Regions from separate parts of the Mus musculus genome. Here regions 1 and 3 are each linked to region 2. A link is a loop called in an ENCODE intact Hi-C map of the cell type or tissue named here. Cell type or tissue: gastrocnemius. All regions are shown on one strand.

Region 1 (8,000 bases), 510 kb after region 2:
ATCTCCATAGTGCTAGAGTTACAGGTGTGTACCACAACAACCAGCCCCTTCCCGTAAACTAATCATCTACAAGTGACTTTCCATTTTTAGGTGGAGGGATGGGACAGACAAGTTGTGTATGAGGGAGTTCTTGGGTTGATGTCAGGAATCGTCTTCAGAATGCTCTTTTTGCTTTATCCATTGAGACAGGTGTCTTAAACCCAGGTCTTGGTGGTATGGCTAGGCTCACTAGCCACTTCATTATAGTGATCCCCTGCATCCACCTTCCAAGGCTGGAGTTTTAGGTGAGCCACTGTGCTCTTTTTACATGCTTATATAGAAAGCACTGTAATTACTGAGCCATCTCCCCAGCTCTACATGACTTCGTCTTAGTGTCAGTACTATGGAAATAGATGTTGTATGCTGTTTAAAGAATACATGAAATGCATTTAATTCCAGCACTCAAGAGGTGGATCTCTGAGGTATAGGCTAGCCAGGTCTACATGATATGAGAATAAACAACAAGAAAGTTGTACATATTCATGTTCAGTACAAATTTATTTTTATGTGTGGTGCTGGGGATGGAACCCTGGCATCATGAATGCTAGATGAATATCCCACCTCTGGGCTATCCCTCCAGTCCCAGATTGTTTTTCTAATATTTTCTATCTGGTTGGTTGAGTTTATAGTTATATAACCTACAGATGCTAAACACTGAGTATATTCTGAAATGAAATTTTTAGTTTCTCTCTATTCAAAACACTGCACCCCAGTATGAGGAAATGGTTCAGGAAGGACCTGAGTTTGACTGTTCAGCACTCAAGTAGAAGCCAGGGAGTATGAAGGGGATCCCAAGGGTTCACTGTCTACCAGACTAGCTGACAAAGTAAGCTCCAGATTGAATGAGAGACACACATGGGTGCACTCTTGTAATTCCAATACTTGGAAGGCTTGCAGATATGTTATAAGTTCTGGACTAGCCTACACTACATAGGAAGACTGTCATTTGTTCCTTTGTTTTTACATATGTGTATGTATGTGCGAGTGCTCGCAGAGGTTAGAGGACAACCTGCTGGAGTCAGTTCTCTCCTTCCATCATGTGTTTTCTGGAGAATGATTGTGCTGAGTCTTTATATTTTGTGGCAAGTGCCTTAATCCTCAGAGCCAATTCTAAAACCCAACTCTGTCTTTTTTTTTAAAGCTGTGTCTCACATATTGAGATTAAAGGCATATACCAGTGCAATCTATCTTTTGAAGGAAGAAAATATGAAAAAAATCATCAAATTTTAAATGACTGCAGTTTATGGGCCCTGTAGAAGATTTGATCAGCTCTGACTGTAGCCAGTCAGTATTTATGTGGTCTTTTGTGAATTCTTGGGTCTGTTTCTGGCCCATGTCAAGAAGATGCTTCCAGCGTACACTACAGTCTTCCTTTTAATAGATTTTACCAACAGTATTGACCTAAACTAAGCAATGTTAGGTGCCTTGGGGACACAAGGGACTCTTCTGTGTCAAGCTCTTTTTTTGCCTAGTCTTCCCTCCAACACATTAATTAAGTGTATGAATATGTGGCACCATGGAGTATGGGGAAGGGGCCTGAAGAAAGTAGAGCTTGACAGAGCCATCTTAGAAAGTGAGGCCAAGCAAGGGTCGCATACTTTTCTGTCCTTCCAGAATCATTGATTCTAGAGTGTCACTTTTTATAAAACTAAATTTATGGGTCTGGGAGCATGGCTCAGATGCATAGCACTTTTTTTGGCATGTACATACCTTAAGTTCCATCACCAGCACTCCTAAGAAATAAATAGCTAGGGACAGCTAGAAAGATTGTTCCACAGTTAGAGCACTGATTGCTCTTCTAGGGAACCCAGGGTTAGCTCCCATCCCACATAGTGATTAACTACTTCTATCTTAATGGGACAACATACCTTTCATCCAGGAAATTTGAAATTTCAATTTGGATTATAAGTAAGTTCTCACCCCATGTTGGTTTGCCAAAATGTTGTGGTAAATATTATTCTGGGGATTTCTATCCCACTTGGACTATATAGTTTTCAAATGAAAAACAATAACCTTTACCTTTATAATAAGCTTAAAAATTTTAGAGCTGGGCAGATATCAACCTTTTATGTTATTTTGTCTACTTCCCTGTCAATAACTGAGAACTTGCCATGTTCTGCCTGGCCACTCTTACTCCAATAGGTCATGCACTTACAATCCACCTATCTCATGGTAACTTCTTCCTTCTCTCTCACCATGTTCCCTGTCTGAGACCCCAAGCCCAGTACCTGAGGCCCTCCTTCCTCTCTTCTGCACAGCTACATACTGTAGGCATCTTTATTAACCAGTCGGGGATAACATGTGGAGCAAGGTTTACACAACAAAGGCTGGTATACATGAAGATATGCTCATCATGGAGTAACCAGATCTTGGGTACAGAATTTAGCATTTGAATACAAGCAGCACTAGACCAACCCCCTACAGTACCTGTAGTTCCAGCAGACCCAACACCATCTTCTGGCCTCTGTGGGTACAGGCACCAAAGGGCACATAGACCCACATGCAAGCAAACACCCACACACATAAAATAAAAGGAAAGGCACATAAGAAAATAAACTTTAAAAATGAAATAACTAAATAATTTCCCCAAAGTACTAAGGCTGGAGTTTGAACCTGATGAACCATGGGCATGGGGTTACCTAGAAAGATGTAGGTGGGATTGTGAAGGAACAAGAGAGTGGACGTGACGTATAAAGGAAAGCTTTATGGATCAGGTGACAAACTCCATAGTATGATCTGATATCTGTGTGCTTCCAGTGTTGGATGCCCGTACCACACTGGACCAAGAGCCAGGCAGCTTCCAAGAGCTCTCTGTGAAAATTTCAGCTTGTGCAACTTTTCCCAGCTGCTGGAGCTAGGGGTTGTGTAATTTCAAAGAGCCTAAAATAAGTTCTGGGTCTGGTGCCAAGCGTCTCTGTACTAGCATGACCTTGCTCCTGGTAACACTTGGCCCCTCTACAAGAGGCTATGAGTACCAGGGCTCTTCTGAGATTAATAGGAAGGGTCTCCAGGTACTTTTTCTTTGATCTCTTATGGGTATACTCCAGGACTGAGTCCCTTAGTGATGGAGTACATTGTCAGGTTTTGGAGGTATGCCTTGTCATACAACATTTGCTGGCAGAGCCTCTGTCCCACAATGTGCACAAGTAGGCATGAGTTGGTGCCAGATGTGGACAACTTTGGGACAAGTTGGTTCCCCCCCCCCCCCACAGCTTTGCCTTTCCCCTCCTGCCACCTGGCTCTCCTGCTGGATTGGAATCTGCCACCCTGCCCCAGTTATCGAGGGATTTGCTCTACTAGGTGGCACCAATCCTCTGTGAAAGAGAATGAGATGGCACTTCCTACCCAGAGACCAAGGTAGCCCAACTCCCTGCTGTTCCCTCACAAGCTGATGTCACAGGACTCAAGTCAGCCTCTACTATATGGTTCCTCTCGGCTACTGAGAGGCCTAATTTTCCCGGGAGGGCCAGAGTCAAGGTCACTTGGCCAAGTTAGGCCCACAGGAGAAATGTCTCCATTAAAATAGATCTTCATATTTGCTCTTAATCAGGACTGTGGTGCCAGAACCGACAGCCCAGCAAACACACCAGTTCATAGGACCTTCTAGTATATTCAGATTTGCCTAATGCTGACAAGAAGACCCTTGCCTTGCTCTCCAGCTATTTAAGACCTCAGTTCCCTTATCCCCCATGTTCTTGCAGACCTGGAGTGGAAGATCATTTATGTGGGCTCAGCTGAGAGTGAGGAGTTTGATCAGATCCTAGATTCAGTGCTGGTGGGCCCTGTCCCTGCAGGAAGGCATATGTTCGTCTTTCAGGTAAGTAAGTTTTGCTTTAGCTCTTGATTTCCAGAAATGTTTCAGGCTGGAGATGGAATCAGGGCCTGACATACTAGACATTCACTACTGAGCCACACCTAAGCCTAGAACCTTCCTCTTTTACCTGAAAGCACACTGGTTTTGGCAGTCAAGTTTAAGTTCAAATCCTTAAACTTGGACTGGTGACAAAACTACTGTAATCCCAGCTACTTAGGATGTAGAAGCAGGAAGACCACAAGTTCAAGGCCTGCCTGAGCCACATGTCTCAGTTGACTGCCAGGAGCTGTCTGATTGAAGCTATCTTTTAAAGGACCACCACTCTGAACTCACCCAGTCTCATCAGATGTCCTTCCCCTCCCCAGAAGTGGGGACCTCTGGGTCACAGTTCTTAGTGACCACTGGACCACTAATTTGTGATCTGTTCACAGGAGTTGTATAAAACCCATAAACATAGTTCATGAATATTGAACTATTCCCCTCAAGGAAGAATAAGGATCAAGAGTCCTTGTTACTTGTTTATCAGCCAGGGCTGGGCACAGCAGTATATACTTATAACCCAGTACACATAGTTTGGATCCAACTTAAGCTATGCAGTAAGACCTTCTCTCAAATACCTTACTAATAAGGGTTGACTCAGGAACTTAGCCAGAAGCACTAGCCCATATCTGAACAAAGATTTTCCCAGCACAGATTTTCTCCATAAGTTGCTTTTACCCAGATAGCACTTCATTTTGGGATCTTATTTATTTTGTTATTTGCTGTATGATATAAATCTTTACTCATTGATTTTGGTTTTTCGAGACAGGGTTTCTCTGTATAGCCCTGGCTATCCTGGAGCTCACTCTGTAGACCAGGCTGGCCTTGAACTCAGAAATCCGCCTGCCTCTGCCTCCCAAGTACTGGGATTATAGGCGTACGCCACCTCTGCCCAGCTACTCATTGATTTTTAAGACATTTCAATAAATCATTTGGCATCAGTGAGTTAACATTTGTATGCATAATGAATCAAATACTCAGTTTCTATTAAAGGTGGTAGCTGAGTTTAGTGGTACTTGTTTGTAGTCTCAGTACATGGAAGGCTAAGGTAGAAAGATTGCTTCAACTTCAAGGCTAGCCTAGAGTATACAACCAGATGCTGTTAAAAAACAATTAGAACTGGGCAGTGGTGGCGCATGCCTTTAATCCCAGCACTTGGGAGGCAGAGCCAAGCAGATTTCTGAGTTCGAGGCCAGCCTGGTCTACAGAGTGAGTTCCAGGACAGCCAGGGCTATACAGACAGAAAAAAAAAAAAAAAAAAAAAGAAAGAAAGAAAAGAAAGAAAGAAGGAAGGAAAGAAAGAGAGAGAGAGATAGAGAGAAAGAAAGAAACAAACAAACAAACAACTAGACAGGTTGTGGTATACTTTTAATGTGAGCATTCAGGAGGCAGAGGCAGGCAAATCTCTGAGTTTGAGGCCAGCCAAGGCTGTACAGTGAGATCCTGTCTTAACGAACGATTATAAGAATGTGTAGTAAAGATGGTGGTGAATATAAAACTTAAGTGCTTATATTCTGCCCTAGGATTGTTGGCAGTGTAGCAAAGAAAGGGAACGTTCCAGGGGGTTTCATGGTTTCTTAGCTTTATGTTTCTAGGTCAGGAGAGAGACAAATATTGTGGTAGCTGGAATGTATAGCAAAACTGTTCACACCCTGACAAACAGGAACCCAAGCTCACCATAAGAAACCAAAAGGGTCCTTGTGCTCTGTACTGAAAGCTAAAGCAAGAAGGCCAAGTAGCCCCTAGTTTGGCCCCATGTTGGAACCTGAGCAAAGGGTTTTTCCTTGTTCTGTACATGTCTGTAAGCAACTATGAAAGTACTATAGTTGCCGATTTTGAAGTTTCTAGATGTATCAAGTTGCCAGATTTGTAAACTCAGAACCAGTGAATATAAAGATAGGCTGTGACTTCCAAGTAGTGCTATGTCCAAAGTCACCATCCATCACCTCCTTCCCACTGTGTCCCTATTCCAAGCTACCTGCCCTCACACAATCCTACCTGTCAAGCCCACTGTGCCCAGTGTTCACAGCCAAGGCCTACTTCCAGAGCATACAGCTTGGTCATTTAACAGGGCCCCATTGATGATACTCAGCTGTGTGGTGGTTTTGGTTAAGGGTCTGTGTTTTCATTTGTATTGGTTTCTTATTGTACTGACATAGCTATTCCATCCAAAACCAAATACCCTGATCTGTGACTCTTCTCTGCTGCTAGGTTTAGGCTACTGCCCCTCCAGGCTGATTCCTACCTGGTCTCCTTACTTCTGCTGCAGCCCTCCATATGCTGCCAGTCTTTTCAGACCTTACCTCCTGCTAAGCACCACTCTTTCCCAAGCCCTTAATTGACCCAGCAGGTCACCTGACCATCTTCATCTCATCGTCAGTCACCTTGTACACTGTAGTCCACCTGAACACCTGTGTCTCCTAATCAAGTTCAAACAGTTGTGAATTTCTTATTGTTGTTATTATTACTAGGAACTAAGGATGGAAGACAGGGCTGTGCATGCTGGGCAAGCATGCTGCTAAATCAAATTCACAATCTCTTTATAGTCATCTGTATAATCAGTTTGTCTAGCCCCGCTTTGTTGGTAGTCTTTGTGTTAATGACATTTGGGCATGATTGGCAGTGCTAAAGCGCAGACTATGTCTCCCTAGGCTGATGCCCCAAACCCATCCCTCATTCCTGAGACGGACGCCGTGGGTGTGACTGTGGTTCTCATCACCTGCACCTACCATGGACAAGAGTTCATCCGTGTGGGCTACTATGTCAACAATGAGTACCCAGACCCAGAGCTTCGAGAGAACCCACCCCCAAAGCCAGACTTCTCTCAGGTGGGGCCTGTCTCTGCACTTTGTGCTTTAGACAGGCCAGTTCCCTTACAGTTGAGGGGAGATGGGAGCCAAGGTCAGTCAAGGTTAACAGGTCATGCTGTCTCTGCAGTGCTAAGCTAGAGCTAGAATATAGTAAGTCTTTTCTTCTGGAGGCATGCCTAACAGAATGAGGGCTACAGCTAGGACCAATGGAGCATACTGATCTCAGTACCCCAGCCCTGAAAGTTAGAGGCCAGCATCATCTACATAATGAGTTCCAGCCCAACCTAGGTTACATAGCAAGACCCTGTTTCCAGGTGTGTGAGGCTTGGGGAGCACCTGAGAAATGCTCAATGGTTAGGAGCACTGGCTACTCTTGCAGAGAACCTGGATTTGATTCTTAGCATCCACATTGGTAGCTCACAGCCACCTGCAATTTCAATTCCAGGGGAATCTATGCCTTCTTCTGACTTCCACAGGGATCTGGTATATACGTGACAAACAGACATCTCAATAGGAAAACATTCATACAATAAAAATAAAAATATTAAAAAAAGAAAGAAAGAGCGAGCGAATGGGCTGGAGAGATGGCTCAGTGCTCTTCCAGAGAACCCAGGTTCAATTCCCAGCACCCACATGGTGGCACATAACCAACTTTTACTCCAGTTTTAGGGGATCTATGCCCTCTTCTGGCCTCCAAAGGCACCAGGCACACATATGTGACATAGACATATTTACAGCCAAACACCCATATACAAAGTTTTTTTGTTTTTTTTTTTTAAATCAAATAAGCCAGGCATGGTAATACATATCTCTAACCCCAGTACTTGGGGGCGGGGGTTAAAGCACTTGGGGTGATATAGGCAGATCTCATGTGTTTAAGGCCCTCCTCATCTATATAGTTATAGGCCAACCATGGCTACATAGTTGAGACCCTCTCTCAAAACAACCCAAAACCAAATGAACAAAGCTAAGCAAACCCAGGATGAGAAGGCCCTATTCCTACCCAGAGTGTTCAAGTATCTCTAGGGTTCTACATCTGAGCAACAGGGGTGCTTGAGTCTGCTTTCAGGCTCAAAGTGGAGGTTTGAGGGAATAATGAACACTTAGGTGACAAGGGCTGACATTCTTCTTCTTACTACAGCTACAGCGGAACATCTTGGCCTCTAACCCCCGGGTGACCCGATTCCATATCAACTGGGACAACAATCCAGACAGTCTGGAAGCCATAGAAAACCAGGACCCCAATGTGGACTTCAGCCTTTCCCTCAGTTGCACTCCTGTTAAAAGCCTGGGCCTCC
Region 2 (8,000 bases):
CTATGTTGCCAAGAGGATATAAAACCCAGTATTCCTGTGGAGCCAACGTTAGACAGAATGTGAGTATCCTGCGAGGCAAATAAAGCAATTTTATACCATCTCTCTGCCTAGAGCAGCCAACTTGTTATACCATCGGCTCTCTGCCAGGAGCCACAGACATTTGTTTTATTAATACCTGTTCACTGCCCTCTCTACTTGAAGTCAGTGGCTAGTTTTCCCTATCCTGGTTCTGAACTGCAGGCAAAATCCCCCAGGTGATTCGGACAAGTCTGTATATAAGTCTATCCTAAAAGCAAATAATCCCAATTTTATAAATTCATAGTTAAATCAATCTCTGCCCCAAGAAATAGGCAACTTCCATTCTACAGCTCTCTGACTCAGAGCAGCCTTCAGTCCCCACAACAGGGGACCTCAGAGCCTGCATTTTATGTTTCAATCTGCTGTGATTGAATCCACGTGACTCATCTCAGCACTACCCAGCTACTCACTTTAAAAAAGAAGAAGAAGAAGAAGAAGAAGAAGAAGAAGAAGAAGAAGAAGAAGAAGAAGAAGAAGAAGAAGAAGAAGAAGAAGAAATAAAACCCTAACTCTTGAGTTAATGATCTTAAATTTCTAGTGGATTCTTGCCCAACACGTTGGGTGCCACCTGTTGCAGAAAATATTTTAAAAATAGAACCAACTTGTTCCCGCTCTTGTGCCTCACAGGATAGCATGAGGACAAGATGTAGCTACGAGTGTCTCCCAGTTTCAATGATGGATCCGTAAGGATTCGCCACTGGAGGATTTAGATTTAATAAGGTTTACCAGATTAGGATTTTAGTTGCTGTGCCCAACGATTGAGTTACCATCGTTTCTGAACTAAGTTTGTATTGTGTTTTCCTTCAGGCGGCAGCTTGTCTGGGTTCAAGAGAGAAAGGTATGGTGGCAAAGTGTGGGTTTACCAGATGTGCACCACAAAGACCATGAGGGACTTGAAGCACAGGGTTGATGTGGTAGTGACCCACCAGTGGGAACTTAGCAAGCTGGATAAAGAGATTTTGGAGCTCTGAACCAAGAGTCTCCACGAAATAAAAACAGGTCAGCCATTGCCTGCCAGTGCAAGGCTGGCCAGGCTGCCAGGGCAGAGGCACAAAAGTGGGAACATGCCAGTTCCATTTTTTAAATATTTTCCGCAACAGAAAAACATAGATATTTACAATTCACAACAATAGCAAAGGTACAATTATGAAGTAGCAACAAAAATAAATTTATGGTTGGGGGTCAGCACAACATGAGGAGCTGTGTTAAAGGGTCATAGCATTAGGAAGAATGAGAACCACTGAGCTAAGAGTAAACATGGAAGATCAGAGTGGACACAAAAGGCCTTAACAGATGCTCAGAAAATCCTGCAGCGAGACAGACTGAATCACTGGGATTCCTACCCATGGCAAGGAAACTTACGGTCTAAAGCTGTAAGTTCTACAAGTCCATAAGGTACAAAGGACCCAGTGTAGACAGAATCGTTCCTCAAAGGAAGAGAGGGCACACCCTACATTATCTCAACACTTATTTTTAACCTAATTTAATGAAATCAATAATGGTGTTGGTATAAAGATGTCCATACAGAAACAAAACCGAATAGGGCCAGGAAGAAGTGCACGCATTGATTCATATAGCTAACTGATTCTCACAGTGGTATCAAAGCAATCTCATGGAGAGAGGCTTATCTTCAACAATAATGCTTCAACAACTAGATATCAATATTGGGAGGTAAGCCTGAACTTGTACCTCACAGCATACACACACACACACACACACATACACACACACGCACACAAACACAATGTTAATTCAAATGGACATGGTCTAAAATGAAAGCTTAGATTATCAGTTTTTAGAAGATAGAGAAATCTTTATCAGAATTATACTGGAAAATCTTTTTTAACTTTTTAAAAAGATTCTATTTATTTTATGTATCTGAGTGCTCTATCTGCATGCACACCCGTGTGCCAGAATATGTATGAAGTGTTGCTTTGAAGAGCACAGAGAAACCAGGGTTATAATTTTACAACAAAATGGTCCCACTAGGTAGCAAAGCTCTAAAATGCTGGGTTGCTAAAAAGATTTTCTTCAAATTGTCCTAAGTCTCATTGTAATCTACGAGCTGAGATAGACTCTCAGTAACCCTGTGAGATAAAAGAGGTCAGTTTTTGGAGTTCCCTCAGCTTCTGTCAAAGTCTGGGATCTTAAACCACTTGTGAGCTGATGGGCATCTTGTTTTACGGCTGCTGAGAGGCCTGGGCGAGAGACTCGACCCTCCTTACACCCCTGCATGAACTTCATTCTGGGTTCCCCGTCCACGTCTCTGGGTGTCGGGAGGCTGCAGCCGGCCTCCATATGTAGTGTGTTGTGATACAGGGCCAGAACCTTGATCTTGGAGATCTATTGCTTCTCCAGAAAGTGTAGCAAGCTTTTCTTGGCCCAGGGCTGGCCCAGGCATTGAACAGTTACTCTGGAAACACTGTCCATTGAAGTCTGAGAAAGGGCTTCATACTCTTGATATGCCCACAAAAATACAGTGACCCCCAGGGTCCATGGCCCCTAGAGTCCATGGTAGCACCTCTCTCAGGAACCTTCTACCTGACTTGACTTCAGCTCTGTGGCAAATTCCTGTCCCCACCCCTCCATTATATAGCCCTAGGGAAATTTCTCCAAATGTCTCAGCCCGGGAGGGTTCTTTAAGTTTAAAAAGGAGAAGTCCACTAGCCAGAGGCTGGGCACGCATCAGCAGGAGTGATGGCACTTTAGGAATGCCTGTGGCATGAGTCAGGTGGCCTTTTGTAGCTTACTCCTTCCTGGCCTTTCTTTTACACCATTTAATCTAACTTCTCCACACTTCCAAGTAAGAGCCTTGGCTGGGGTGAGGGCAGTTGGTAATTTACCGAGCTAGCATGAGGACTCGAGTTCAGTTCCTATGACTTGTGGAGACAACCCCATGTGTGGTAGTGAGCACTTTTAATTCCCTTGTTGGGGAAGAGATTGTTAGACCCAGGCTGGGTAGAGACTGTCTCACAAACACTAGATAGAGTGGGCCCCTTAAGGTTGCCCTGTGGCCTCCACAAGCACACTAGAACAGGGATATGTGCACCAACACAGAAACGCATGCACATATGGGGGTGTGAACAAAAACCTACATGTGATTTGTTTTAAACAATTGGCTAAACTGATCATTTCTAACCACAGGGAAATAGGCCCAAACCACCCTCTGCTTGTCCTGGCAAAGGCAGAAAGTTCTGAAAAGCCTTGCCACTAGGGGGCCAAGGCTGGTCTAAAATCCAGCAGGAACAAGTTTAAGTCTTAAGAGAACTTAAGCTATGGGGGGGGGGGGGAGGGGGGGGGAAGAATTCCTGAAGTTGAGCACAGAATCCAGTATGCCTCAGACTCATTCCCAACAAGAGTCATGAACCTGGGTTTTCCTTGTGACAGTGTGAGTGGATCACAAACAAGCAGCTCTCAGTGGGAGGGAACATAGTACACGTCTCTCTCATCCACAGACGAGACATCTGCCTGGATCATTGGTACAATGTCTTTTCCATCCCAAGAGCTTTATGCCAAAATAAATGTTACTAGATATTTGCTAACAGCTCTCATAGATCACAGTCCAATCAGCAGTTTAACATTTCATGCAAATATATTTGTGGTTCTCCTTTAGATTTGGTGTAAAAGGCCTATCATGTCCCCTTAGTGCTGTATTAGGGAAATGACAGCCCTAGGCTCAGGCAGACACATGTTATAATCCCAGCACTTGGGAGGCAGTGTCAGGAGAGCTACAGATTCGTGACCAGCCTGGACTACATGGGCCGACTGCACCTCAAGTCTCTGTCTTAAACAAAGCACATTTACCTTTGCTGTGCCACTTCAGACTACAGAAACAGAATTCAGGTTTTCCCTTTTATGTCCTCAGGGAAAACAGGATAAACAGAAGGGAAGTGTTCTGGCCTGCATGCATAGCAACTGGAGCTGAACAGAAATCCCTGCATCTGATTTCTTATATTCCTGTGTTCTGTCTACAAATGGAGCTCCACTGCCCAGCACCTAAATGCAGTCTTGAAACTCTGTCTGGATGGGTATTCCGCCCTGGGGTCTTCATTTTTCTGAGTTGAGAGAAGCATGGGTGCTTGGCATGAAGGGACAGCACTGGGTTGCCACACTGTCTTTTCCCCTGAGAGTTCAAACTGCTTTCTATCAAAAAAAAAAAAAAAAAATCCCACTGCTTCTCACTGCACCTGGCAGAGGGGCAGAGAGCTCCAGAGGTGGTGGCTGTCCAACTTCATAGAGCATGCAAGGACAGCTAGGGGTTAGGGGGAAGTAACCTCAATAAAAGAAAGAGCCCTAAGGTCTCCATGTTGGGGATGGCACACTACTGACCTCTAGTGGTAAAACTAATTCAAAAACATTTCTTCATACGCAGAACTTTATGCTTCATAATTTATTCATACGTTATGTGACATTTTCTGCTTGTTAAATGACCTTGTCGGCACAGGGAGATTTGTGTTTCTCTACTCAAAAGGCATGATTTTTTTAAATTTCTGATAGAACATTTTAGCCGGTGAGTTGTCAAAAAGATTTGAGAGGTTTTGGGGTTTTTGTTGTTGTTTTCCATCCTGTGTAGAAAATGAGATCAGAAGAATAAAGTCCCCCCGACTCTCTGCAGGATTGAGACTGAAACTCTTTTTTTTTTTTTTGAAACTATGAAACTGTTTTCTTCCTTTTATTTTGAAAATGGTATCATTGGACAAGAATCACAGTTAAATGGAAGTTATGGTTTCATTGTAGAATAATGGTATATAAAAAGTACACTGTCTATTTTTTTTCATTTTTTATTAGGTATTTAGCTCATTTACATTTCCAATGCTATACCAAAAGTCCCCCATATCCACCCACCCCCACTCCCCTGCCCACCCACTCCCCCTTTTTGGCCCTGGTGTTCCCCTGTACTGGGGCATATAAAGTTTGCAAGTCCAATGGGCCTCTCTTTCCAGTGATGGCCGACTAGGCCATCTTTTGATATATATGCAGCTAGAGTCAAGAGCTCCGGGGTACTGGTTAGTTCATAATGTTGTTCCACCTATAGGGTTGCAGATCCCTTTAGCTCCTTGGCTACTTTCTCTAGCTCCTCCATTGGGAGCCCTATGATCCATCCATTAGCTGACTGTGAGCATCCACTTCTGTGTTTGCTAGGCCCCGGCATAGTCTCACAAGAGACAGCTACATCTGGGTCCTTTCAATAAAATCTTGCTAGTGTATGCAATGGTGTCAGCGTTTGGATGCTGATTATGGGGTGGATCCCTGGATATGGCAGTCTCTACATGGTCCATCCTTTCATCTCAGCTCCAAACTTTGTCTCTGTAACTCCTTCCATGGGTGTTTTGTTCCCAAATCTAAGGAGGGGCATAGTGTCCACACTTCAGTCTTCATTCTTCTTGAGTTTCATGTGTTTAGCAAATTATATCTTATATCTTGGGTATCCTAGGTTTGGGGCTAATATCCACTTATCAGTGAGTACATATTGTGTGAGTTTCCTTGTGAATGTGTTACCTCACTCAGGATGATGCCCTCCAGGTCCATCCATTTGGCTAGGAATTTCATAAATTCATTCTTTTTAATAGCTGAGTAGTACTCCATTGTGTAAATGTACCACATTTTCTGTATCCATTCCTCTGTTGAGGGGCATCTAGGTTCTTTCCAGCTTCTGGCTATTATAAATAAGGCTGCTATGATCATAGTGGAGCATGTGTCCTTCTTACCAGTTGGGGCATCTTCTGGATATATGCCCAGGAGAGGTATTGCTGGATCCTCCGGTAGTACTATGTCCAATTTTCTGAGGAACCGCCAGACTGATTTCCAGAGTGGTTGTACAAGCCTGCACTCCCACCAACAATGGAGGAGTGTTCCTCTTTCTCCACATCCACGCCAGCATCTGCTGTCACCTGAATTTTTGATCTTAGCCATTCTGACTGGTGTGAGGTGGAATCTCAGGGTTGTTTTGATTTGCATTTCCCTGATGATTAAGGATGTTGAACATTTTTTCAGGTGCTTCTCTGCCATTCGGTATTCCTCAGGTGAGAATTCTTTGTTCAGTTCTGAGCCCCATTTTTTAATGGGGTTATTTGATTTTCTGAAGTCCACCTTCTTGAGTTCTTTATATATGTTGGATATTAGTCCCCTATCTGATTTAGGATAGGTAAAGATCCTTTCCCAATCTGTTGGTGGTCCTTTTGTCTTATTGACAGTGTCTTTTGCCTTGCAGAAACTTTGGAGTTTCATTAGGTCCCATTTGTCAATTCTCGATCTTACAGCACAAGCCATTGCTGATCTGTTCAGGAATTTTTCCCCTGTGCCTTGTCTGGAATAACAAAAAACCTAGGATAGCAAAAAGTCTTCTCAAGGATAAAAGAACTTCTGGCGGAATCACCATGCCAGACCTAAAGCTTTACTACAGAGCAATTGTGATAAAAACTGCATGGTACTGGTATAGAGACAGACAAGTAGACCAATGGAATAGAATTGAAGACCCAGAAATGAACCCACACACCTATGGTCACTTGATCTTCGACAAGGGAGCTAAAACCATCCAGTGGAAGAAAGACAGCATTTTCAACAATTGGTGCTGGCACAACTGGTTGTTATCGTGTAGAAGAATGCGAATCGATCCATACTTATCTCCTTGTACTAAGGTCAAATCTAAGTGGATCAAGGAACTTCACATAAAACCAGAGACACTGAAACTTATAGAGGAGAAAGTGGGGAAAAGCCTTGAGACTGAAACTCTTAAGGATCCAATCATTCTTTCCAGTTGATGTAAGAGAAACGACCTGATTTACTCCTCTACTCCGAGCAGGCACATTGCCACCATCCTTGCCCAGTGGCACAGTTGTATGTGTGAATGAAGCCAAATCTGTTTCTCTAACTCACACATCCTCTGGTAGACCAACTGGTATTCTTCAGAACTGAACAGGAGGGGCCGTGTGTGCCTGTGGATCTGCACCAAGGCCTGCACATCTAGGGCTTGCACATCTGGGGCCTGCACATGACATCACACTAGCTGAGACCTCAAAGTGGGGGGTCTTTGAAACAGCTGAGTGTATTCTGAATTTGGAAGGTTGTTCACAGTCTTTTCTGCATGCCCAGAAGACCAACTGACTGAATAAATGGACAGTGAATTGTTTGGAATACTCCCAAGAATTATTGCTCATGTTCCTTCCCACTTTGAATCTGAACAGGTTTGAATTGCTTCCTCCCTTGGAATGTGACTTGCTCTGAGGAAAACTCATTACTGAGAATAATAGGACTTCCCAGAGACCTTTGTCCTGAAAAGGCCATGTGTGGGGCTCTGATTGACAGGCTCCAGCAGTGTTGTTGTGAGCTGGAGGAGGGGCTGGTATGGAGGAGTGGAGTAGCTTCCCATTGCTAGCTGCCACAGCTAGCTGAACCAGGATTCGATCCCAAGGACCTCAGCTACAGCCCTTGTAAGCAGCATTATTCAGTGATCATTCCAACTTCAAAAGTCCCCATAGTCTATAGCAGTCTCAACAATGTTAAAAGTCCAAAGTTCAAAGTCTCATCCAATCACTTAACTGTAATTCCCTACAAAATCAAAATCAAAAAAGCAGGTCATGTGACTTCATTATCACAGTATACACATTACCATTCCAAAATGTCATAATGAGGAAATACTGGACCAAACCAAGACCAAAAAACAGATGGGCAAACTCCAAACTCAGCATCTCCATGTCTGATGTCAAAGCACTCTTCAGATCTGCAACTCCTTTCTGATTTGTTGACTGCAATTCAATTCTTTCTCTCTGGCTGGTTCCACTCTCTGTTAGTAGATTTCCTCAGCAGATAGCCCATTGTCATAGCATCTCTAACATCCTGGGATCTCCAAGGCAACTTCAACTTCAAACTTCTTGTTCCAATGTCTGGGATCCACACATGATGTTCTGGGCTCCTCCAAAGGA
Region 3 (8,000 bases), 190 kb before region 2:
GTCCACAGGAGGCAGTCCTTCTAAGACCTGTAGATAAGGCCTTTCCCATCAACCCTGCAACACCTGGGCATTCAGTTTCAACAGGAGTTTGGAGACGGACAGAAATCCTGTCCCCTCTTTACATTGGTTGTCTGAGGCAGGTGACTACCTGAAGATAAAAGCTTTGGTCTCAGAGAAGGCTGCTGAGTGTATATTGGGATTTCTCATGAGCCTTAACTTGTGTTGTAAATGGTGTAACAAGCTCTGGCCTTCTGACACCTGATCTAGAAGCGTGTCAGATTCAGCACTTGGTGAACAGAGGCGCAGTCCCAGGAAATCGTCACAAATAATTCATTGCCTGTTCTTACACTAAGCAATGAGAACACCTGGAGTAGACAGTTGCGGATATAACAATTATTTATTTATTTTTAATTTATTTTTCGTTTTACTGAGAAAAAGTCTTGTTTTATATCTTGGCCTGTCCTTGAAGTGTTCCAGTTTTCCCACTATAGATCACTGCGCAGTTCATAGCCAATTAAAAATCTTTACTCCAGCCATCAGGAACCACACCCAGGTATTCAGGGAGCCAGATGTGACCCCAAGTGTCCAGAACGTTGGGATTTTAAAGGCAAAAACCACATCCTGATTTTTGGCAGTTTCAGCAGAAGCAGCTAAGATAAGCAGCTAGCTGCAGGGGGGTCTGTACAAAACAGGCTAAGACAAGCTAGAAAAGTTACCTGGGGCATCTTGATCTTAGGATCTTGAATAGAGCTGGGTAATTTTCCACGGGATTCTCCATCAAGGGGTCATAGCTCTGGTCAAGCCTACAGTGGCCTTAGCAAGAATTCAAAATGGAGGAGCTTTTGCGCTGCCTTTCCTTGTACGGAAGTGAAGTCAATCCTATATGTCAGCCTCTTGAGGCCTTAGAAGTCCTGTGCTGCTACATTTGTCCCCCCTCATGGCTACTGTGGGGTTGGGGGTGTCTTTCGAGTACATGTGTGTTTGTGTATGTGGGAACTGTAGAGCAATCTCATGTCCTTCCTCAGGAGCCAGCTGCCTTTGTTTTTGAGACAGGCTCTCCCCCTGACCTGGAACTTGCTCAGTAGCTAGATTGGCTGGGCGGAGCCCAAAGCCTGTCATCAGAAACACCTACAATATTAGTAAAAGGGCACGGGTGGATGTGCCTGAGGGCATTCCAGAGACAGGTGGCCCATGAGGGCTTGGGGCTAATGAATGGATGGTTTTACAGTGTGATGGAGTGACTGGGGGTGGTAGGGGGTAAGAGGCAGAGCCTCATAGGAGGAAATAGATCAGTGGGGCATCTCCCAGGGAGCTCTGTCCCTGCCCTCAATTTCCACCCTTTCCTGTCCTCTGATCACCATGATGTGAGCTGCCATATTCCACTGTGTCCTTACCCCATAACGCATCCTCTGAAACCATAGGCCAAAATTAACCACTCCTCCCGTAAGCCTTCTCTGATGGGTGTCATCGTGGTCACAGGCGTGGACAAAGGCCATCCATACACATGCAGACCACTAGGGCGGAGTAGCCCACAGTCATAGGGTTCCTGCATGGCTGCCCCACCTGGATGAAGGAAGATGCTTTCTAGTCCTGATACTCTCAAATCAGCCCAAACTGCTGCTGCATTCCAGACTAGGAGTCAGGAGCTCCTGGGGCAGAAGGACCCTAAGACAACTCTAAGGGCCCCTTAGAGCTGGCAGTTTGTTGGGTCCTGAGGTTCAGTACCTGTTTACTCTATGGCCTCTTATTTCCTAAACTTTGGGTCTTAAACAATACATTAGAAAGCACAAATGTTGTGCCTTCTGTACAATGGCTTTTTTCATCAATTGTTCCCTGCCTTTTGTGAGACAGGTTCTTCTTTACTAAACACAGAGCCGCACAATTTGGCTGCCATTCCAGAAAGCCCCATAAATCCCAGTCTCCCATCTTCCCAGTAATGGTATTATTGGTTTTTGGGTGGCAGGGATTTGGTATGGCTTCTGGGGATTAGAACTCGGGTCCCCAACCCTGACTGGCAAGCCCTTTGCTGGTGGTCACTGTAGAGCAGTCTCTCCCTGAGCTGCTGTTCAGATCAGAAGATGTCCCCACCCTGGGAACTTTTCTCTCCTAACTGACTTAACTGACTTAGCTAGAAGGAAACGATAACTTGGCAGACTTAGTGGGAGTGAATCTTCTCGTCATTAGGGAGTGGCAATTCCTACCAACTCCTGAATTGGGCTGTTTAGGAGAAATAAATATTAAGATTTGGTTTCTTGTCTGAGTTAGGAAGACATCAGGCAGTGCTAGGTGTTAGAGTTTGGAGAGATAGCCAGCTCACACAATGCCCGTGTGGATAAAGGAGCATGGAGATCGGCAAGTGTTCCTCCCTACCTCCTCCTCTCTGAGCCTTAGAGCTCCCCATGCCCGTAAGTGATTAACCACAAGCCTCAGATCCAAGCTTTCTTCTTGAGGGGCTTTCACTCGAAGAAGACACGTGTGACTTTGAAATTTAGTTCTGTCACTGGGTATAGGACAATCTCTACATTATTGATTTACAGTCCCTAAATGGCTTTCTCATCACTGTCACAGAGTCGTTCGTCCTGTACCGCAGGTGTTTCCACCAGTCTGTGCATGTGACCCTGCGTGCTTGAGCACATTTTTTTCAGAAACACCAAAATTCCTCCTTTCTAGAAATTTGGAACTATCCGGGCCGATTTGATTGAGCAGATGCGATTCAAGCAGAGGCTGAAAGTGATCCAGACCCTGGAGGACACCACCAAACGCAATGTGGTAAGCCCCGTGAAGGGCAGCGGGGAGGGATGGGCGGTGGGACGGGGGCGGGGCAGGGGCGGGGAATACCTCACTTTGCCCCTCCCAGCTCACCCTCCTGCTGCCGCCCCCCCCACCCCCCCAACCCCCGCTCCAGCTTGGCAGAATTTGAGAAAGAACCTAGAGGCTTTCTTGGTGTGCCATGTTTTGAGTCTGCGCGCTCCCTTACAGGTACGGACCATTGTGACGGAGACGTCCTTCACCATCGATGAGCTGGAAGAACTGTACGCTCTTTTCAAGGTGAGTTTCAAAGTAAATTCAGAGGGATGAAAAGAACTTAATATGATGAAAAGAAGCCGTAATCGCTCAGTGAGTCCTTGATCTTTCTGTTCGGTGATTTGGGGCTTCCCTGGGTCGCCAATATACATGAGAAGGAAGACAGAGCCGGGAGAACAAAGCTGTCCTGCTAAGTAGGAAGAGTAAATTGGCTCTCAGCATTAATTTAAGTGGACATTTTAGCTCTCTTCCTCACCATCTGGTACAGTTAGTTTTCTTGGACCTTAGGACATGGGATCTTGAGTTCTAAAACTCCATAGACCAGTGGTGATCAAAGTTCAAATTCTGCCTGAAATTTCTATACCTACTAAGCTCCTAATCACCCTTTAAAAAATGTATAGCTAGAAGCAGCAGCATGGTATGTAGGAGACGTGGTTAGAGTTCACTGTTTCCCAAGTCCCCTGGCGGTGGTGGCCAGTTCTGTTAGTGCTGTGGTGATGCAGAACATCACGGAAAAGGAGGAGAAAATCTTCACAGCATGGCAGCCAAGGAACAGAAAAACACTAAGAGAGGTCCAAGACAAGAGAGAGTCCTCTAGAATATGACCCACTTCCTCCAACCAGGCTCCACATCCAGAAGTTTCCGTCATGCCCCGATAAAGCCAGCAAATGATTAATCCACTCATGAAGGAAGACCAGGCAATTGTGACTCAGTCACATCTCAGTGATGGGATCCATCCTTCAGGGACCAAGTTAACAGCATATAGCATTGTTGTGGGGATGGCTCATAGCCAAACCCTAACAAAAACTGTCTACACGCCTAGCGAAGGGCATCATGAGCTTAAATTCCTGTGGTTTCCATTTGTTCGTTGAGCCACTATTGGTATTGATCCTTAATAAGGATCAATAAGGATCCTTAATAAGAAAAATATAACCTAATAAGTTTTAAATGTGATTCTTCTACAGAAGTTTTTTGTCTTCTCTGGTCAATGTCACGGGTTGGAGTGTGGCAGTTAACACAGTACTTGGGAGTTGGAGGCAGGAACATCAGTTCAAGGGTGATGCCAGCCTGGATTGAGTGACACCATGACTCAGAAACAAAAGCCACCAGCAGATCTCAGTGTGGTTCTTTTGAGCAGGTGAAAAGATGATCTAGGAACAAACATAGAAGAAAGCATGGACATCCTGTAGACAGCTCTTACAGGAACTGAGCATAGACCTGAAGGGTCTCCCTAATGCGCCCTCCTACATCTTCACCACTAGAGGGCGCCAGTGTCATTTTTCCTCTCTCCCCTGGTAGGGAGGCCAGATGTGTATTGACTCGATACACAAGTCAAGCTCCTGCACTCTTCTGATGAAACACTGATTTCTATCCACCGCATCAGGAAACCACTGCTGAGCCTAGCTCTTCGTTCTCACCATGGTATCTTCTAGACTTACAGTTTCACAAGCTAGGTGCTCCTGTGTATAGTAGGAGGCCCACACACAGGCAGATTGGACACTGTGCCTAGGGTAACAGCAGTGGTCTGGGGCTGTATGAGTGACAGTAACCACTTTGCAACATTTTTCAGGCTGAGCATCTGACCAGCTGCTACTGGGGTGGGAGCAGCAATGCCCTGGACCGACACGACCCCAGCCTGCCTTACCTGGAGCAGTACCGCATCGACTTTGAGCAGTTCAAGGGCATGTTCGTGCTGCTCTTTCCCTGGGCGTGTGGCACACACTCCGATGTGCTGGCCTCCCGCCTGTTCCAGCTGTTAGATGAGAATGGAGACTCCTTGATTAACTTCCGAGAGTTCGTCTCTGGGCTGAGTAAGGATGCGATATTCTTGTATGAGCTGGGTGGGGACAATGGGGGTGTCACCTGGGGTTCCCCTCGATAGCACTCAGGGTCCCCACACTGAGTCTAGAGGAAGGAAGAATGCATACAAGGTTTGCATGCTAGTTGTAAGATTGTGTCTGGTTAATAGCTGTATTAATGGGTAATCTACAGCCCACTTGACACATGAGACAGATGGGGTTTTTTTTTGTGGGTTGTTTAGTTAGTTAGTTTGTTTGTTTGTTTGTTTTGAGATAGGGTTTCTCTGTGTAGCCCTGGCTGTCCTGGAACTCACTTTGTAGACCAGGCTGGCCTCGAACTCAGAAATCCACCTGCCTCTGTCTCCCGAGTGCTGGGATTAAAGGCGTGCGCCACCACGCCCGACCATGAGACAGATGTTGATATGAGTTCAGAACATGTTATCAGGGCGCTTGTAAGAAGATTCATCTGGTGAAGGTGCCTGCTTCCAAGTCTGATCTGAGTTCCCGTACCTTCCTGGTGGAGAGGGAGGGCCAACTCTCACAGAGTGTTCTCTGACCTCCTTCACACAGGACTGTGGCAAATACACACACACACACACACACACACACACACACACACACACACACACACACACACACATGCACACACACACCATAGACATAAATAACTAATATGTAGGCTTTTTAAAAAAAATACATGAATAGAGAATGCATATGGCAGTAAAATGCTAACATATCCTGTCAACCCTGACAGGTTTCCCAGGGAAAAAGGAATAGCTAGATGGTGGATTGGATTGTTTTACAAAACAATATAAAAATTAAGAGATACCCTATATAGAATAATCACATATAGGTAAGCCTTTGTAATATATGGTTTCATAATATTTCTAAGTAACATCAAATCTATTTTAATTAAAGACTGGAAAACCATAGCATAAATGGAAGTCTTTGCTGTCTGTTTCCTGGCTAAAGGACTGTCTATAAGTGGGATATGTGCACACTCTCACAAGGACTGCGTCTGGCTAGGACACGCACACATATGCGCACACATGCACACCAGACACCTGACCAGCAGGGTACAGGATGCTGGCTATCTACCAGCTTTGCTCACTTCTCTGCTGTGATTGGACCTTTATTCCATTTATAATGGGATGGAGAAACTGTTGCGTGGTAAGAGAGCTTGGCCCACTCGATGTGAAGTCAGAAGTGTAGCAAGCCTTGTGCCTGGACGTCAGGATGAATTTTTCTGAGGGAATTGTGCCTGTCTGTTATCTTGTGCATCCATCCCTTTTCTCATCCCTGTAACAAGATGACCTACAACTTAAGCAGCTTAAGCTGGAAGTGTTTCTTTTGGCTCACAGTTTGAGGGCACAGTCCATTTCAGCGGGGAAGCATCAGCAGCGTGCATATGAAGTGTCTGCCTGGTCACTGGATGCAGTCAAGAGCAGGGACATCAGTGCTGGAGCTCTCAGGCTCAGCTCCGTTCAGTCTGGGACCCCAAGCCATGTTATGGTAGCGCTCATATCTAGGATGTGCCTTCCCACCACAGTGAACGTAGTCTAGAATCTGCCTAGGTGATTCTAGGTCTGATTACACTGGCAGTCATCAGTAGTAGCCAGTTGTGCTTGCATCCTATGCTTGAAGTGATATATCCAGGCAATGATGCAAGACTAGGTTTAGAGTCAGTGATGGCTCCAGACAGCACTCTTTCTCTATAGGTAAAATGTCTAGAAGGTCAGAGGAAGCCGGAAGTGTGTTGCTTGGAAAAAGTCTTCTTAGGTTAATTCTGTCCTCACAGTTATGTGAAGCCTTGTGCACATACTTAGGGTAGGCTTGTCTGGAGGAGTTTGAAGTATGCATACACAATGCAAACAGCCCTTCGGACTAATGATGGCACTGAACAATTGTACAGTATTTTTCATGTCAGGCTCTAATGCAGTGGTTTCTATGTATGTATTTATTTGCCCTAAGGCACAAGTTACAAACTTCAGGTTTGAATTCTGACAGCCCGTAGGCATAGTTTGTGCTGTAACTGTCACACTGAGTGAGAAAAATTATCACTGGTCTCAGTCCATTTTAGCTATTCTAACAAAATGCTTTTTAGTCCGAATAATTTTTACACAAAAGAAATAAATTTCCCATAGTTCTAGAGCATGACTGGCCCAAGATCAAGAGAACATCACATTCCATTTCTGTGGTGAACAGTTCTCTCCATGTACTGATGCATGGTGGAAGAGCAAGCAGCCACCCGTGAGTTCCTTCAGTAAGGACTCCAATTTCCATGGCAGCACTGTCCTGACCTACTCAAAAGCCAATGGCACCATCATACTGGAAGTTAACATTCAGAGCAGGCCTTATGAGGTGACAGCAACATTTCAGGTCACAGGTTATCTGCCTACCCACTGATGGCCTGCTTAGGGTTTTACTGCTGTGAACAGACACCATGACCAAGGCAACTCCTATAAGGACAGCATTTAATTGGGGCTGGCTTGCAGGTTCAGAGGTTCAGTCCATTATCATCAAGGCAGGAACATGGCAGGGTCCAGGCAGACATAGTTCAGGAGATGCTGAGAGTTCTACATCTTCACCTGAAGGCTGCTAGAAGACTGGCTTCCATGTGGTTAGGAGGAGGGTCTCATTGCCCACCCCTACAGTGACATACTTCCTCCAACAAGGCCACACCTCCTAATAGTGCCACTTCCTGAGTGAAGCATATTCAAACCATCACACAGAAGGGACAGAAGCTCAGCAGCTTGCTGAGACTCCACTTCTTAGGCAGCAATAAGTACCTGCTGTCAGAGCCAGCTGAGAGAGCTGCATGTGGTTCACATCGGTCAGACCCAGGGTGTAAATGAGATTATCCAGCCAAAAGCTTCCCCTTTTTTCCCCATGCAGAAGACATTTCTTCTAGAACAGTCCCAAGAGGCATTGGTTCAATGTTAGCATAGATGCAGGCTATAGATAAGAACCCACGGGGATAATCATATCGTCCCTTTCCACCAGGATTCCAAGGCCTCTCTTCCCTCTTCCTGAACTGGCTCATCTTCAGTTAGAGACTTTAGTAAATACTTCCAGAAAATGTTTCTGATTCCAGGAGCAGCTCAGAGTTTAAGGAGAGAAGCACGACTCTTTTAATTAAACCTTATAAAGGCAGAATAAATTAAAATGAAGGCTAGA

What was found. Hi-C counts contacts between places; a loop is a spot of excess contacts. Peaks named below come from ENCODE experiments on the same cell type or tissue, not always from the same donor. Only the 100,000 strongest peaks of a DNase experiment are listed, where the experiment ranks them.
Region 1: a loop joins it to region 2, with 5 times the contacts of the local background. A loop is called at or near these places in 2 of 42 quality-filtered maps.
Region 3: it touches region 2 in a loop (3-fold over the local background); 9 of 42 quality-filtered maps call a loop at or near these places.

Annotation. Positions count from the first base shown.
Region 1 is chr8:83,961,291-83,969,290 of GRCm38, forward strand. It overlaps Asf1b (anti-silencing function 1B histone chaperone), which reads left to right. Exons shown (of 4, transcript NM_024184.2): 2 at 3,741-3,856; 3 at 6,544-6,720; 4 at 7,844-8,000. Among named protein-coding and RNA genes, the nearest start is that of Prkaca, 7.7 kb to the right of the region's middle. In gastrocnemius, no CTCF peak of the experiment used is centred here; no DNase peak of the experiment used is centred here; H3K27ac peaks cover 2,597 bases.
Region 2 is chr8:83,446,889-83,454,888 of GRCm38, forward strand. It overlaps a transcript of Scoc not described here. Among named protein-coding and RNA genes, the nearest start is that of Scoc, 8.2 kb to the left of the region's middle. In gastrocnemius, CTCF peaks have their summits at 3,284 (motif pointing right) and 4,420 (motif pointing left); DNase peaks (open chromatin) are centred at 3,293, 4,231 and 6,950.
Region 3 is chr8:83,256,325-83,264,324 of GRCm38, forward strand. Tbc1d9 (TBC1 domain family, member 9) reads left to right here. Exons shown (of 21, transcript NM_001111304.1): 14 at 2,671-2,769; 15 at 2,980-3,048; 16 at 4,595-4,835. Among named protein-coding and RNA genes, the nearest start is that of Ucp1, 30 kb to the right of the region's middle. In gastrocnemius, no CTCF peak of the experiment used is centred here; a DNase peak (open chromatin) is centred at 4,311.